Linked DNA regions of Homo sapiens: region 1 is linked to region 2. A link is a loop called in an ENCODE intact Hi-C map of the cell type or tissue named here. Cell type or tissue: heart right ventricle. All regions are shown on one strand. Links, peaks and the distances in the headings refer to the core of each region. The heading gives the core; the rest is flanking DNA.

The links. Peaks named below come from ENCODE experiments on the same cell type or tissue, not always from the same donor. Only the 100,000 strongest peaks of a DNase experiment are listed, where the experiment ranks them.
Region 1: it touches region 2 in a loop (14-fold over the local background); 106 of 110 quality-filtered maps call a loop at or near these places.

Annotation. Positions count from the first base shown.
Region 1 is chr6:3,122,103-3,130,431 of GRCh38, forward strand. BPHL (biphenyl hydrolase like) reads left to right here. Exons shown (of 7, transcript NM_004332.4): 2 at 1,555-1,658; 3 at 5,140-5,306; 4 at 6,943-7,096. Among named protein-coding and RNA genes, the nearest start is that of BPHL, 7.6 kb to the left of the region's middle. In heart right ventricle, for the core only: a CTCF peak has its summit at 4,430 (motif pointing right); a DNase peak (open chromatin) is centred at 4,469; H3K4me3 peaks cover 2,400 bases; H3K27ac peaks cover 1,391 bases.
Region 2 is chr6:3,248,137-3,256,465 of GRCh38, forward strand. It overlaps a transcript of PSMG4 not described here. Among named protein-coding and RNA genes, the nearest start is that of PSMG4, 6.6 kb to the right of the region's middle. RefSeq lists a silencer at 3,339-3,633 and an enhancer at 4,379-4,673. In heart right ventricle, for the core only: CTCF peaks have their summits at 3,514 (motif pointing left) and 3,724; a DNase peak (open chromatin) is centred at 3,505; H3K4me3 peaks cover 630 bases; H3K27me3 peaks cover 2,201 bases.

The sequences.
Region 1 (8,329 bases), core at 183-8,182, 130 kb before region 2:
CCCCGTCTCTACTAAAAATACAAAAAAATTAGCCGGGCGTGGTGGCGGGTGCCTGTAGTCCCAGCTACTTGGGAGGCTGAGGCAGGAGAATGGTGTGAACCCGGGAGGTGGAACTTGCAGTGAGCCGAGATGGCGCCACTGCACTCCAGCCTGGGCGACAGAGTGAGACTCCATCTCAAAAAATAAATAAATAAAAATAAAAATAAAAGGAGATGGTGGTTGATTTCATTGTATTGGCACTCCACCAGGAGAAGAGAGCGCCTCCTTCTGGCATCTGTCCTGGCTTGCCATCATGTCCCTCCTGTGCTTCACTCAGTCATCTGTCTGATAAGCTGTGGGAAGGCTGATGGAGCCTGGTCCTGGTGCAGGGGCCGTCTGTGTGCCCCACTGGTATATATCCCAGGACAGTCTGGCTGTCCTCGAAGAGCAGCTGAGGAGAGGTTAATCAGAACACCTGTACGGCACCCATAATTCAGGCAGCACAGACACTGGCATTATGCCTGTCCTGAGGCGTTGTCCTGTGCTAAGTGTGGTCCAGTTAGATGCTGGATCCTAGGAGGTCTTAGGCCAAGGCGGGTGAGTGGCAGGAAGGAGGGCTCTTGAGATGGAGGCTTATGGACAGGGCTACTTAGCAGTTGACACAGACATATTTTAACATCTTAAAAAACAGTAGGATTTATCCGTGCAGATGGGCACTGTTGACTATGGCCCTCCTGCAGCAGGCCAGACAACACAGGATACCCTACAGCTAAAGAACAGCCTGGAGATCGAGACCTTGGGACCAGTCTCATCTTTGGGAATGTCACCAAGGCTGCTGAAGGTCTGGGTAGGTCCTCTGGGCCTGCTGAGTGCAGACGAGTGACTCCAGGGTCTCTGCCCCTGATGTCCACCCTCGTTTCACGCCAGCCTGCACTTGAGGACCCTTGGCTTCCAGCTCACCGGCGTGTGCCATGAGCCTCTGTGGCCATTGATTGAGCAAGCCGCCTAGGGTTTTTGTAGGGTGAGCCCCAGGCTGGGCACAATAGCGTATTCAAGCATGAGGGCACAGTTCAGATCGGCAGTCTAGTAAAGAAAATTCAAACTCATGTCACTGTTCAGAATTGGAAAAATCGAAATAACCCAAGGAGACTGAGAGGCGTTCTGGAGGCGACTCATTCATATACAAAGACAGTTTTATCATATTAAATTCGTGCTGTTAAATGATTTTCCTCTGGGGGTGGATTTTTAAACATTTTTCAAATTTTATTTTTTAATTGACATAAGTGTACCTGTTTATGGGGTAGATAGTGATGTTTCGATAGATACAAGGTGTAGTGATCAGATCAGTGTAATTAGCATATCCATCGTCTCAAACATTTATCATGTCTTTGTGTTGGGAACATTCAGTATCTTCCTTCTAGCTATTTTAAACTATCGCTTATTGTTAGCCGTAGTCATCCTACAGCGCGTAGAACACTAACACTTATTCCTCCTGTCTAGCTGGAATTTTGAATCAACTAAGAAATCTTCCCATCTCCCCTTTCCCCCTGTGGGGATGTGTTTTTTCTCTTCTAGCACCTCGGTAACCTCTGCCAAAGTGGCTGTGAATGGCGTTCAGCTGCATTACCAGCAGACTGGAGAGGGAGATCACGCAGTCCTGCTACTTCCTGGGATGTTAGGTCTGGGTACTTTTTAATGGAATGTTTTTGCATGCTGTAAAATCTATGATGCATTCACAATACTAGATGCCAAATACTGATGATTAATTTTAGTGCTTTTTTGAAATGTTTTCATATTTGCTACAATCAAACTTAAATGACTTAGAAAAGTAGGTAACTTTCTACTGCTGTTCAGAATTGGATTTTTTATTCCTTTAGTAAAGTACCCAGTTTTTCCTATTGCAAGTACTCTGTGAAATCACAGTTGCCCATAATTTGGGAGGGTGACAGGGGTCAAGGAAAGGGGTGTGGGAAGAAGGTAAAGGAGGAACGTGAGTGGGTAATCAGTCATCCTAGTTTGCTTGGCGTTGGGGGATTTTCCAGGATGTGGGACTTTCAGTGCTAAAACTAGAGTGAATTGATCACTTGTTGTGGTTGATAATATATTCCGTTAAAATAAGAGGTAAGAAAAAAAAAACCTCAGTTTGATTCTTTTTAGAAATCAGAGTTAGATTGGCATATTACCCTCTCTCAATATATGGGCCATAATAAAGCCTACTGGATCTCAATCTCATTTTGCAGAACTGGAGTTCAGATGTAGAAAGTTCAAGGGAAAAATTTGCAGTGATTCCAGTACATCCGAAATCTGGTTTTAAGGGTGTTAGTATTGTTGCTTTATTTTTGATTTAGTTAAATAATCCTAATATTTAATCTCAGTATTCCTGGGGGACTGGATCCAGGAAGCCCTCAGATCCCAAAATCTGAGGATCCTCAAGTCCCTGATATAAAATAGCTCAATGTTTGCATGGAAGCTACGCATGTTCTCCTGTATACTTTAAGTCATGTCTAGATTACTTACCATATCTCATGCAATGTAAATGCTGTGCAAATAATTGTTATTTTGTATTGTTTAGGGAATAATGACAAGGAAAAACGTCTGTACATGTTCAGTACAGACCCAACCACCCATTTTTTTCCCGAAATATTTTTGTTCCGAGGTTGGTTGAATCCACAGATGTAGAACCACGGATAGGAAGGCTGACTGTACTTATTTCTTTGTGATTTGCTTCTTTCTAAAAGTGAAGTGCTAAAAAGGTTCCACTTGACTGAGCCTCAGCGGATCGTGGCACTGTTGCACGTGTGTCTAAATGGTGTTTGGTACCTTTGTTTTCCTTAACCTGATGAACAAGGACACTGACTCTCATGGCTGATGGGGAGCTAAAGTTATCTGTAAAAACATTGCCTATCTTAGCTTTCCATTATTTCGGTATTGCAGTCATTGTCCAGGTGCTAAAAACTTACCAATTTAATTTTTTTTTTTTTTTTTGAGAGGGAGTCTCACTGTTGCCCAGGCTGGAGCCAGTGGCACTATCTTGGTTCACCACAACCTCTACCTCCCAGGTTCAAGCGATTCTCCTGCCTCAGCCTCCTGAGTAGCTGGGATTACAGGTGTGCACCACCATGCCTGGCTAATTTTGTATTTTTAGTAGAGACGAGATTTCACCATGTTGTCCAGGCTGGTCTCAAACTGCTGACCTCAGGTGATCTACTCGCCCCGGCCTCCCAAAATGCTGGGATTACAGGCATGAGCCACAGCACCTGTCCCCAATTTAATTTTTTTTTATGTAAAGTATTAGCATGATTCCAATATTAAAAAAAATGGACCAGAGGAGATTCTCTCTCCTGTCCTATCCTCAGCACCCAGTTCCCCTCCCCACAGGCCTCTCAGATGTTACATGCTGATAACTATGTACATGTATTCCTTAAATGTTTTTTTAAGTTTTATATTCTTGGCACTGGTCTTCAAATGTGTACATGTGTGCCAGGGAGCAAATGCCTTCTTGTTTCTGAAATTGGTCTTTTAGACTGTTCTTTTTTCCCATCTTCTCACCTCCTGCCCCTCCTTCAGGGTACTTCCGTGGCCAGAACCCCTCCAGGTCAGAGGCAGAAGAGAAGCCTCATGGGTCACAGCAGCAGATGTGGGCTGGAGATCTATTCATTTGGTTTTGGCTTGAATTTTCTGAATGGTTTACTTGATCTTGGGAAAGATATATCTTGCCAGGAAAAATGATAGGCCTTGACAATGTTGAATGATCCTGCACCACCTTGAAAGACATTTTCTAATATGGTTTGTCAGGCAAAGTGGTTAGTAGTCATTTGTGGCCTGAGGTAGAAGTCCTCAGAAATCAGCAGACTTCACTGATAAAATGCTGACTTGCCCCTGGACTGGGCTCTGTGAGAGTGGCCTTCTGCACTGTGCACAGTAGGTGTGAACACACCACACCTACAGGGACCACGTGGTGGGCTGTGGACTAGCGGCCAAGCTCCCTGCAGGCCCACTAATAGAATTCAGCTTTTAGCATGGGCTGTTTCATACTGTTCTGATGAAACTGATTTGGTTTCTTTCCTCCATACCCCTTCTGCATTTCAGTGTTTTTGTTTAGTTTTCCTGGTTTTTAATTATAACTACAAAATAAAATCTTTAGGCTATTCACCTTAGCTTAGTAAAAAAAAAAAAAATTAAAAATCTGGAATTTTAGAATTCTACTTTGAATAACTTGGACCAAATCTCATAAATTTCTTTGCAGATATTATAGAGATCCCTCTCATGTGTAAGTCATTGTTTTAAGAAGAATAGATAACCCAGAAGCATATCTGTGAATTAATTTGTATACAGTTTCATTAATTCTTTCCTTTAGAAAAGGAAGATTAAGCCAAAGAGGTTTCAAAAGTGCTGAAATAATACAGAAGCAAAGGAAGACCCAGGGCCTCTGTCTTTCTCAAAATAGCCACCAGGGGGAGGTCGGAGGCAGGCCTGCACTCCGCCGGGAAAGGAAGCGCGCCTCCTTTTTTTTTTTTTTTGGTGGAGGGACAGAGTCGCACTTTGTCACCAGGGTAGAGTGCAGTGGCGCAATCTCCGTTCACTGCAACCTCTGCTTCCCTGGTTCAAGCGATCCGCCCGCCTTGGCCTCCCAAAGTGCTGGGATTACAGGCGTGAGCCACCGCGCCCGGCCCCTTTTTTTTTTTTTTTTGGAGACTGAGTCTTGCCCTGTGCTCAGGCTGGAGTGCAATGGCGCGATCTGGGCTCACTGCAACCTCCGCCTCCCGGGTTCAAGCAATTCTCCTGCCTCAGCCTCCTGAGTAGCTGGGACTACAGGCGCACACCGCCATGCCCGGCTACATTTTTTTTTTTTTTTTTTTTTTGTATTTTAGTAGAGATGGGGTTTCACCGTGTTGCCCAGGCCGGTCTCGAACTCCTGAGCTCAGGCAGTCCGCCCGCCTCGGCCTCCCAAAGTGCTAGGATTACAGGCGCACCCGGTCAGCCTGCCTCCTTTCTTCGAGTGGATGGATTAAGTCATTGCAAGGCTGCTTTCCTGATTACATTCTGACCACTTTGAGTAGAAACTACTTTGCTTTTAAGATTGTTATTGCTTCTGTTTTCACTGTAATGTGTTTGATAGTGAAAGCGATCACCTGAGGGTAACCAAGTGGCTGTTTTTAGGAAGTGGAGAGACTGATTTTGGACCTCAGCTCAAGAACCTCAATAAGAAGCTCTTCACGGTGGTCGCCTGGGATCCTCGAGGCTATGGACATTCCAGGCCCCCAGATCGCGATTTCCCAGCAGACTTTTTTGAAAGGGATGCAAAAGATGCTGTTGATTTGATGAAGGTAGGTCTCTGAGGGAAGGGCCAGGGGAGGAAGGGTGGCTGGGCCTGTCTTCATTTATTTTGTTTAAATTTTGTTGTTATATTTTTCTACAAAATAATACCATGTGATTGCTATAGAAAACCCCAAGAGTTCAAATAGGTATAAAGAAGAAAGTAGAAATAGCCCACAGTCCAGCTCTCTAGAGACACTACCAAATCTTGGCGGCTCTGCTTTCTGGCCAGTCTTATTACATCACAAACGCAGTTTCATATTGATGGCATCGTGCTACACCTAACGTTTTTCTAACTTACTATTTTTGTTGAACAATTTTTCAAGGAAATAACTTTCATGTCAATAAATATGCATTTATACTAGTTGTATGATAGGCACATATTATTCCATTGTATGGATGTACTGTATCTTATTTCACCAATTTTCTTTTTTTTTTTTTGAGACAGAGTGTTGCTCTGTCACCCAGGCTGGAGTGCGGTGGCGCAATCTTGGCTCACTGCAACCTCTGCCTCCCGGGTTCAAACGATTCTCCTGCCTCAGCCTCCTGAGTAGCTGGGATTACAGGCACATGCCACTATGCCCAGCTAATTTTTGTATTTTTAGTAGAGACAGGGTTTCATCGCATTAGTCCGGATGGTCTCGATCTCCTGACCTCATGATCCACCCACCTTGGCCTCCCAAAGTGCTGGGATTACAGGCATGAGCCACCACACCTGGCCTATTTCACCAGTTTTCTAATAGTAGATAATTAACTTAATTTTTAAGTTGCCTTTTTCTGCTGTTATAAATAGCAGGCAGTGAACATTCTGTTGCTCGTGGGCATTTTCATTTTTTTGCCACTATAAACAGTATTGTTGTGGACATCCTGGACTGAGCTCCTGGCACACAGGGAGAATTTCATACACATTTAGGAGACAATTTGCTAGGTGATGGAAGTTCCAGATGTTCATTTTGCAGGATAGTGCCACAGTAGTTACACCATTTTATGGTCCGGGCAGCAAATATCTTGGAGTAATATTAATTCTTTACCTTTAATTTTCCAGTCATTCCATTCTTTTTTCTTGGCGGCCTCTCTAAGATGTAATCTTTGTCCATTTTCCCTGCCAAACGCATGTCCAGACCCTCTCTGATTCACCCGCGGACTCACACAACCTCCCCATGACGCTGTTCTCTGACAGCCTGGCTCTTGCCAGTTCTTCCCACAGTTGCTTTACCAGATACCCTGCTTCACTCCATCCAGCAGAGCTCAGGGTCCCCTCTCTGATCTACAGAACTGTTCTCAAGGTCCTTGCTCAGGCATGCATATGCACACACGTGCACACGCATACACACGTATGCTGTATTTGTCATATTTAAGTACTTGGTCTCCATTGATTCTAGTTCCTTGAGCTTTTTATCCAACCAGAAGATGTAGTTCCCTCCTAATTCAAACCCATACCGTATGCTCAGGTTTTTGTGACAATTTCCACTAAAAGTAATTAAGAGAAAACATGATGTCATCAAATGGTGGACTCTAGGGTTTTTCTTTTCTGACTAATTGATACTCCAGCCTCACACCTGTATTGATTCTGATAATTAGTGATTCAGTTTCTTTTAACAGAGAGGAGCAATAACCCGTGCCGTGCATTTTGTCGTATGATCATAGGCGCTGAAGTTTAAGAAGGTTTCTCTGCTGGGGTGGAGTGATGGGGGCATAACCGCACTCATTGCTGCTGCAAAATATCCATCTTACATCCACAAGATGGTGATCTGGGGCGCCAACGCCTACGTCACTGACGAAGACAGCATGATATATGAGGGTAGGTTCTGCGAAGGGGAGATGCCGGGACGGCAGATCCTTCCCCTCTCTCCGCATCTCATCTCTTATTGTGGGATATGTTGACAAGACACATCTCTCGTGCTTCTAGTTCTCAACTCTCAGGTAGGAAGAATAACGAGTTCTCAGAAAAGTAATGCAGTTTAACCAGTCTGAGTTTTAAAGCTTTCTGTTTCCAGGAGTGAAACTTCCATGGCTCAGGAAAAGGCTAAGTAAAATCACTATTTCTATTTACTACTACTGATAATGAACTTCAGGGAAGGAGGGGGTGGTGTGAAGTGTTATTAATAATCTCATTTAAAATACTGTGAGGCCAGGCACAGTGGCTCATGCCTGTAATCCCAGCACTTTGGGAGCTCAAGGCAGAAGGATCGCTTGAGCCCAGGAGGTCGAGGCTGCAGTGAGCCATGATTGTGCCACTGCACTTTTGCCTGGGTGACAGGAGTGAGAGAGAGATGGGGGAGGAAAGAAAATAATGTTGAGTGTGGAAAAGAATCACTGGATACAAATATGAAACCTTTTATTTTGATTAAAAGAATTTCTGTGCTATTTGCATGCTTTAACGTTGTCCTTCAAGCCTGTCTTTGAGGTTTTTTTTTTTTTTTTTTGAGTTTGAGTTTCACTCTTGTTGCCTGGGCTGGAGTGCAGTCGTGCGATCTCAGCTCACCACAACCTCTTCCTCCTGGATTCAAGCGATTCTCCTGCCTCACCCTCCCAAGTAGCTGGGATTACAGGCATGTGCCACCATGCCTGGCTAATTTTGTGTTTTTTAGTAAAGACGGGGTTTCTCCATGTTGGTCAGGCTGGTTTCGAATTCCCGACCTCAGGTGATCCACCTGCCTTGGCCTCCCAAAGTGCTGGGATTACCAGCGTGAGCCCCCACGCCCAGCCTGAGGTCTTTACAGGCACTGGAATAGGGGCCAGTGAACTTCAGCCTGTGCATTACACCTAGCCTGCCTCCCACTTTTGTGCAGCCCACGTACCAATCGAGGTGGCTAGTGCTGTGAGTCACAGAGACCAAGCTGGGGTGTCCCTTTACCACCCAGCATTGCTGCCCCAGACCTGCACTGGTGGTCACTACACAGGGGTGACTGTTGGCAATGAGCAGGCACCCAGCCATGGAATTTCAGTCAGCAACTCAGGAGTTGCTTAGCCTCCAGCAAGCTGCCCCATTGAGATGACCAGGCTCTTGGGAGGAAAGAAGGGTGCACCAGGA
Region 2 (8,329 bases), core at 207-8,206:
CACTAGGCATGATTTGGACCCAGGATATAAATTCTCTTTCGTGGGACGGGAGAGTTGTGTCTTTGCTTATCCTCGGGGAGTCTCACTGTGCCCCACTGATCATGCGTGCCTTCCAAAGCTGTCAGGTAGCCCCTCCACAATCACACATATGTGCAACCACATATTTTCCAACCCAAACGAGGGTACACACCATCTGGGGAGGGATTCCCCCTTCCCATATGCGTGAATTCGTTTAGCTAAAAAGCATTAACAGTCACAAAATAAAATCACATTGAGACCCACATTTTAATGGAAACACTGGACCTTTGGGGTTGTGCTGGAGATTTTGAGATCTGGGATAAGAAACCCAGAGTGAGCAGGTGGAACAGTTCCCACTGGCTTTGGTGACATGGCCCCAGGACTGCTGTCTACCTGGAGGGCCTGTTTGGAGCTGATTTCGGAGAGGTGGTGGCTACACTCCTCGCCACTGTGTGCACGGTGCCTGACCTTGCCTGGAAGCCTGCGTGTTCACTTAAATTCAGGTCCTCTGTTCAGCACCCCATAGCTCCTCACGGATCCTCACCCTCCATCCCTGCCTGGGATCCCCACTCTTCCACCTGGAAAGGGGTGCAGGGAGGTGGTCCAGGATCCAAGCCTCAGCTCCACCCTCAGCGACTAAGTGCCTTGTGGGCTCTTCATTTATTCAGCGTTCAGTTCCTTTTTTGAAAAGTGAGTCATGGCTGGGTGCGGTGGCTCACGCCTGCAATCCTAGCACTTTGGGAGGCTGAGGCGGGTGCATCACCTGAGGTCAGCAGTTCGAGACCAGCCTGGCCAACATGGCAAAACCCCGTCTCTACAAAAAGTACAAAATTAGCCAGGCATGGCTGTAATCCCAGCTACTAGGGAGGCTGAGGCAGAAGAATTGCTTGAACCCAGGAAGCAGAGGTTGCAGTGAGCCGACATCAAGCATTGCAATCCAGCCTGGGCAACAAAAGCTAAACTCCATCTCAAAAAAAAAAAAAAAGAAAAGAAAGAAAGAAAAAAAGAAAAGTGAGTCATTATACCTGCTGCCTCGGGATTTGTATTTTATTTTTACTTTATTTAATTAATTTATTTAGAGACAGGGTCTCACTCTGTTGCCCAGGCTGGAGTGCAGTGGCGGGATCATAGCTCACTGCAGCCTCTGACTCCTGGGCTAAATCGATCCTCCCACCTGAGCCTCCTGAGGAGCTGGGACTACAGGTGGATGCCACCATGTTTGGCTTTGCTGGGATTTCTGTGAGGCTCTTCAAATATATGACCTGACTCTTACCCCACTAGGCTACTCTACCCCCCGTCCCATGCTGCCCTACAGCACTGCTCACCCATTTCCCCTGCCCAGCACACCCTCTTCTCTTCCTCTAGCCTAACTCACCCTGACATCTCAGGCCCAGCTACCTGACCAGCCTGGCTCAGCCCCTTCTTACTCCTGAACTGTGTGGTGTTTCATGCTCTGTCTTCTATTGTTGGTTTTCATTCTGTGTTTGCTGGTCTTGTCTCTGCAACAAGCTGTCTGTGCCTGGAGATCCAATCAAATACACAATAGTGTGCACGGAGCTCAGTGCATAGAAAATCTGCTGGAAGAAAGGGTTAGCAAGATGAGGACCAACTACCCAACTGCTCTCATGCTGGAAATCTCCTTTCTGTTGTGCTGTGCTTAATCTGCCATCTTGTTACTGCCCTTCCCTAAAGCAAGTGGGTAAAAAAGCTGGGCTGCCCCCCAGGCCTAGCCTGATGGGGAGGAATCTTTTTATTCATCACTCATGGTTCCTACTGAGCCACAGCCCAGGGCTGGCCCTACACCGCAGGGGCAGGGTTGGGGAAGGTAAAATTTGGGCTCCTGCTGCCCCTGCCTCCACAGCAGCAGGGGTCGGGTGGAGTGAAGACAGGGTGCCTCCCTAATGCCCTTCATGGGGTTGCCCAGGGTCTAAGGCCAGAGCTGTCCTCTGGGTAGGGCAGGGCTGTATTGACACTTGCTCGGTTAAGAAAACTGTATTGACATTTTAGGAAGAGTTATAGAAAAATCTCATTCTGGTTGATTCTGCCTGTGAATCACAGTGATGTGAGGCTTAACTTGTTTCCATCCACTTTAAGCCTTTTTCCTCTGGACGAAACAGGATTATCCTATTTTTCCTTTTGAACCAGGGCCTGATGACATCAGAACTTGGGCAAGCCTTCTTCTTTTGTGTACTGGGAAACGGCTGCTGCTGGCCAAAGTGTTTTGTCTGTGCTTGTGAAGGGTGAGTGGGGACAGCTGGGACCCACAGCTGGAAGAATGCAGGTGCTGCTGAGATGGGGAAGCCTGTGGGAAAGCAGGCTTGGAGGGAAACCGCACAGTAAGTTGGAGGTTTCTGATGGAGATGCCGAGTAGGCAGCTGACCATATGCACTGGAGCTCAGGCGAGAGGTTGGCTCCAGAGAAACCAGTGTGGGAGTCATCCGTGTGCAGAAGGAATTAAGCCATGGGCTGCGGAGCTGGAGAGAATAGGACGCTGGACGCTTCTGCTGCACAGGTGGGACTATGACGAAGAACCAGCCAAGGAGCCTGAGAAGGAGGGACCTGGAGGGACGAGGCACCAAGACAGAGCAGCGCCCCAGAAATCAAATGCTGCCCGTTGAGCAAGGAAGAGACTAAGATGTGGCGTGGTGACCTTGGTGGAAGCAGTTTAGTGAAATGTCAGGAAAGAAGCGAGTTCACAAGAGCAAGGGAAGAGAGGAATTGAAAACAGCACATATGAAGCCTTTTTCCAGGAGTTTTGCTGTAGAGGGAAGCAGAGATACGGGGAGGTAATCAGAGTGAATGTATGATCAAAGGAAGATTTTTGTTGTTGTTTTGAGACAGGATCTCATTCTATCGCCCAGGCTGGAGTGCAGTGGTATAATCATAGCTCACTGCAGCCTGGAACTCCTGGACTCAAGTGATCCTCCCACCTCAGCCTCCAAAGTAGCTGAGTCTACAGGTGCACACCACCACGCCTGGCTAAGTTTTCATTTTTTGTAGAGACAAGTTCTCACTATGTTGCCAGGCTGACCTCAAACTCCTGACTTCATGTAGTCCTCCCACCTCGGCCTCCCAAAGCACTGGGATTACAGATGTGAGCCACCTTGCCCAGCTGGTCACGGAGCAGTTTTCTTATCCATCATCTTTGAATCTTTGTTCTTAATGAAATTCATGCCAGACAAAGGCTCACAATCTAACCTGGTCGGAGAAAGAGGAGGGGGTGAATCAAACACCCTAGGAAACCTTGCTTTTTCTCTTCGAATCGGCCTCTTTCGCCTTCTGCTGCTGGGCGGTTTTACATTTGTGGGCTGTGAACTACCCGGGGACCAGGACCCCCGTGCTTCATCTGCAATTGCAGAATCTGGAGAAATAAACTGTCCTGCCCGAGTGATCTGCAGGAGCAAGAATCCAGTAACTCCCATCGCTTTCTGAAAGCAAAGGCAGCTCTCAACCTGCCCGCTTCCTTCCCACCTGCCACCTAGTGGCCCCCTGCAGAATGACATGGGCGGCAGTGAAGGGCTCCAGTTACCATTCGGCTCTCTTATCTGATCTTCATAGGGTATTAGCTCGGGAAGGCGCCTTAGAGACGATCTAAGCCAATCGTCTCAATTTACAGCTAAGATAACAGACCTAGAATAAAGGTATAGAGATAATTAGTGGTAGAGCTAGGACTAGAGCCTAAGACCCTGATGAGGCCTGCAGTGAGGTCCTTCTGTGTTCTCTCACTCAACCATTCAATCAACTTTCGCTATCTGCCTTACATGCAGAGTCCAAGGCTGTGCACTGCACTGCAGACGAAAGGCCCTGTCGCTATCCTTAGGAGCTTCCTGAGAGGAAGGTGGGCATGCAGAAAGACCATTACATAAAATATATCTTATTTTACATTGCATACAATGATTGCTCTATAGGAGGTAAAAATGAGGGCCAAGAGAAGCTGCCGCCAGCCTGCCTGGAGCCAGGGAAGGCTTCCCTGAGGGGTGGTGTTGGGGTGAACCTCAGGAGTACTAGTCTCTCAGGCAGGTAAGGCAGGGCAGGCCCAGGCCCAGTGGCGCCGTGTGTGGTGGTACACGGGGCAGATACTGAACTGTGGAGTTATTGCCTGAGCGTGACATCAGGGACAGACACGAAGGGGACCAGCAGCTAGGTGAGGGGCCTTGTGTGTCTGCAAAGGTGTTTGGGCTACACATCACCAAAGAATTATTAGAAGGCGTAGCATCATCAGACATATTGCTTCAATAGATCTCTCTGGCAATAGTGAGAAAGAAAAATTGGAAGCCAGTGAAACAAGAAGCAAGGAAACATCAGAATGTCACAGCAGCAGTGCAGGCCAGTGTGGGAGATGTGAGCAGGCAGCGCTGCTGCAGTAACTGGGAAGAGTCTCATATTTACGGTTGGGAAATGAATGCGTCTGGTCTGTGCACCACTGTCCGGAACACAGTCAGGCAAGCTGGCCGCGGGTAGGACAGGAGAGGAAGGGAGGAGCTGCTCAGTGTGGTTGCGCCGAGGGGCCGGTGCTGTGAGTCAGGTGGGAACGCCTGCAGGCTGCTGGGTGTGCCTGTGGCTCTGAGAGCAATGCTAGCCACAGATTCACTTTAGTTGAGGAACAAAATCAGCCAGAAAGGGCGAAAGCGGCTGTCAGAATTGACCATGCACATTGCGCCCAAGTGGCCATGCCTTTAATCCGTTGTCTTCAACAGAAAGTCCCCACAGGAAAGACCTTAGGCAAGGCAGTTCTCAGGAGCTGAACAAATCCCTATGGGGGATGACACTTGAAGGCTCTGTGCTCCCAGCAGCTGGGCGACAGTTCTTCCCTGGCAAGGGGATCTGCCCTTCCCAGGCTGGAGTTGCTGTTTCCTCCATTTACTGTCACAGTTGGGCAAGGGAGTCCCCTGTGGCGCCCAAGTAGATCAGCTGAGTACCGAATACCTTCCTTGCTCCTCCCACAGGGTGTCAACAGCCCTCTTCCTGCTGATGACCAGGGTGGATCTCCCTTGCCAGGATGGTGACTGTTCTCAACTCACCAAGGAGCCCAAAGTGCCCCACAGCAGCCATGGCTTACTGCTTAACGGGGCTCTTGCTAAGTCTCAGGTGGAAGTGTTCTCCCTTTGGGATATGGGGCTTCTAATCCTGCAGTCCACAGGCGCAGGTTTGGGAAGCCCACTCTCCTCAGTGGACTGTTGGAAGTGACAGCCATTTTTGCCTCCACTTCTTGGTTCCCTGTTTCTTGTAGTCTTTTCACTGGGGACATGGTAAAAGGTGACAACCTGCTAGCTGCCCTCGCTCGCTGTCGGTGCCTCTTCTGCCTCGACGTCCTCTCTCGCCGCGCTTGAGGAGCCCTCTAGTCCGCCGCTGCACTATGGGAGCCCCTCTCTGGGGCTGGCCGAGGCTGGAGCCGACTCCCTCTGCTTGCAGGAAGGCGTGGACCGACAGGCGCGGGCGGGAACAAGGGCTGGGCGGGGCGCTCAGCGCGAGTTCCGGGTGGGCGCGGGCTTGGCATGCCCCGCGCTCGGAGCAACCGGCCGGCGCCACCGGCCCTGCACAGTTAAGAACTTAGCACCCCGGACAACAGCTGTGGAAGGGGCCCCGGGTCCCCCAGCACTGCCGGCCCGCCCGCGCCGCGCTAGAATTTTCACCGGGACTCAACCGCCTCCCCGCAGAGCAAGGCTCGGGACCTGCAACCCGCCATGTCTAACACCCCCGCGGTGGGCTCCCGCGCGGCCCAAGCCTCCCCGGCAAGTGCCACCCCCTGCTTCTCGGCGACCGGTCCCATCGACCGCCCAACGGCTGAATAATGCAGGCGGTGACTGGCAGCTCCGCCCGTGGCGCTGGCGGGGGATCCACTTAGGAAACCCAGCTGGGCTCCTGAATTGGGTGGGGACTTAAACAACTTTCATGTCCCTCTGGAGAATTATATATGCGCTAATCAGCACTCTGTGTCTTCCCAATCTGGTAGGGACTTGGAGAACTTTTATGTCTAGCTAAAGGATTGTAAATACACCAATCAGCACTCTGTGTCTAGCTCAGGGATTGTAAACGCACCAATCAGCATCCTGTCAAAAAATGGACGCATCTGCTCTTTGTAAAACGGACCAATCAGCTCTCTGTAAAACGGACCAATCAGCTCTCTGTAAAACAGACCAATCAGCTCTCTGTAAAATGGACCAATCAGCTCTCTGTAAAATGGGCCAATCAGCAGGATGTGGGTGGGGTCAGATAAGGGAATAAAAGCAGGCTGCCCGACCTGCTGTTGGTGGCACATCTGAGGAGGTATGGCTTTGTGCTGTAATAGTTTTCTGCTTTTTTTGTGTGTCTTTTTAGATAAATATTGTTGCTGGTGGTTTTTTGTGTATGTGTTGGGTTTATGAGCTGTAACAATTATCTGGAAGGTGTGCAGATTTGTTCTCGGGGTTTGTGAGGCTGGGAACCCAACGATGGAAGTAAATAATTCCAGTAGGCGTAGCTTTAAGAGGTGTAACACTGATTGTGAAGGCCTACAGCTTTGTTCCTTCAAGCTGCGAAACCACTAAACTCAACAGAAAGAAGCTGTGGGATGCGCCTGGACACCAGAAAAAACAAACTCCCCCTGTGCCTCTTTTAAAAACTGTAATGCTCACCTGTAGGGTCTGGCTGAATGCTTGGGGTCAGAGCAACAAGACACCAATTCTGGACACAGTGGGACCTTAGAAAACACTTTAACTCAGGGTGAACATGAGATGCTGGAGGGTGACTCCGACCTTGTAAGTGAATGATCTCTGAGCTGGTGCTTCAGCCATTCTCTCACTGGGTGTCAGCTGTTGGGTGTTGCAGAGCATGTGATGTGGCTGTGGATCCCATGGACCTAGCGCACTCCCATGTGGGAGCGCTGGGATAATGGCGCTTTCTGATTCTCTGGACAGGAACAAACACACTTGGAATATGCTTCTATTCCTAAGAAGTTGGCTGCATAGGAGCACAACATCACCAGCTTACCACGTATTGGTCATTCTCTTTGAGGAGCAGGGCCATACTGACGGCTTACATGTGCGCTCTGGTGGAAGTAGGATGTTTGGTGGCAGCAGGAGCAAAATCAACTCTGGTAAGCCTTCCATGCTGTTGGGTTCTGTGTTACCACGGCTGTCTTACGGGTCTATCGGTGCCCATCCTGGGAGAGTGGTGGATGAGGCTAACGGCAACTGGTGGAGTCATTCTATGTAGTTGCTTAATTTTTCCTGTGGTGGATGATGTTTGTTGAGTGATAACATGACAAGGATTTTCACACTTCGTGGACACTCCAGCCACATGCCCCTTCTCAGACCACCACCTCTTTTATCTTCCCGTCTTTCTCCCCAAAGGTACCTAAACTGCCTGGCCAGGTCATTCCCCACTGCCCATGAGTCTGTATAGACTCCAACCTTGGGCTGCTGTTCTGTTTACATGAGATGGTTACCCAGACCCACTGCCTGAGTGAGGCAGAAGTGCAGCTGTCATCTATTTGTAGCTTGCGCCCACAGACAAACGAGTCCGAGAGCCTTAAGTGATTTGTATGAGATCCCTCCTATGGCCAAAAGCAGGAACTGAAGAAGGGGTATTGGTAAAACAGGTGGCAGTGGGCAAATGCACCAATGTGATATTCTGTGGAATGTCCAGAGAGTCCCAATCTTTTCAGACAGGGCAGAGATTAGAATTGTGGGCAAAACTGTAAATGAATGTCGTCCATCTCACGTGAATGCAAATTGTTTTGTCTTCCTCTTTCCTGATTGGGATAGAAAACACATTTGCTGCATCCTTGGTCACGTACCATGTACCTATGGCATTATCACACCACTCTAGCAAAGATTCCACATCTGCTATGGCAGCCACAATGGGGATTGCTTCTTGGTTGGGTTTATAGAAGTCAATTGCCATCTTCCAGGACTTGACTGAATTAAATAGCAATATGAAGTCTACCACCACTGCATCCTTTGGCTCCTGAAGGGTGGCACAAATTTTCACCATCCTCCCCAGGATGGAATACTGTTTTTGACATGCTTGCTTGGCTGGGGGAAGGGCAATAATTCTAGAAGCTTCCACTTGGTTTTCTCCACTATGATAGCTCCTACCCTATAGGGCACAGATCCAATGTGGGTGCTGGGCTAATTTCTAGGTATATATATCCCAGTTATACATTTGAGGACCAGGGAAATGACCCCTGATGGGTCCACAGACCCAGTGGACCTTTGGCGAGGACTCCCTTTATTTTCTGTTCCTGTATGGATGGTTCCCCACTCGAGAAGGACTGTGATGACACTTCAGTTTCCCCAGATCTCAATTCCAGCTCTAACCCTTCAAATGT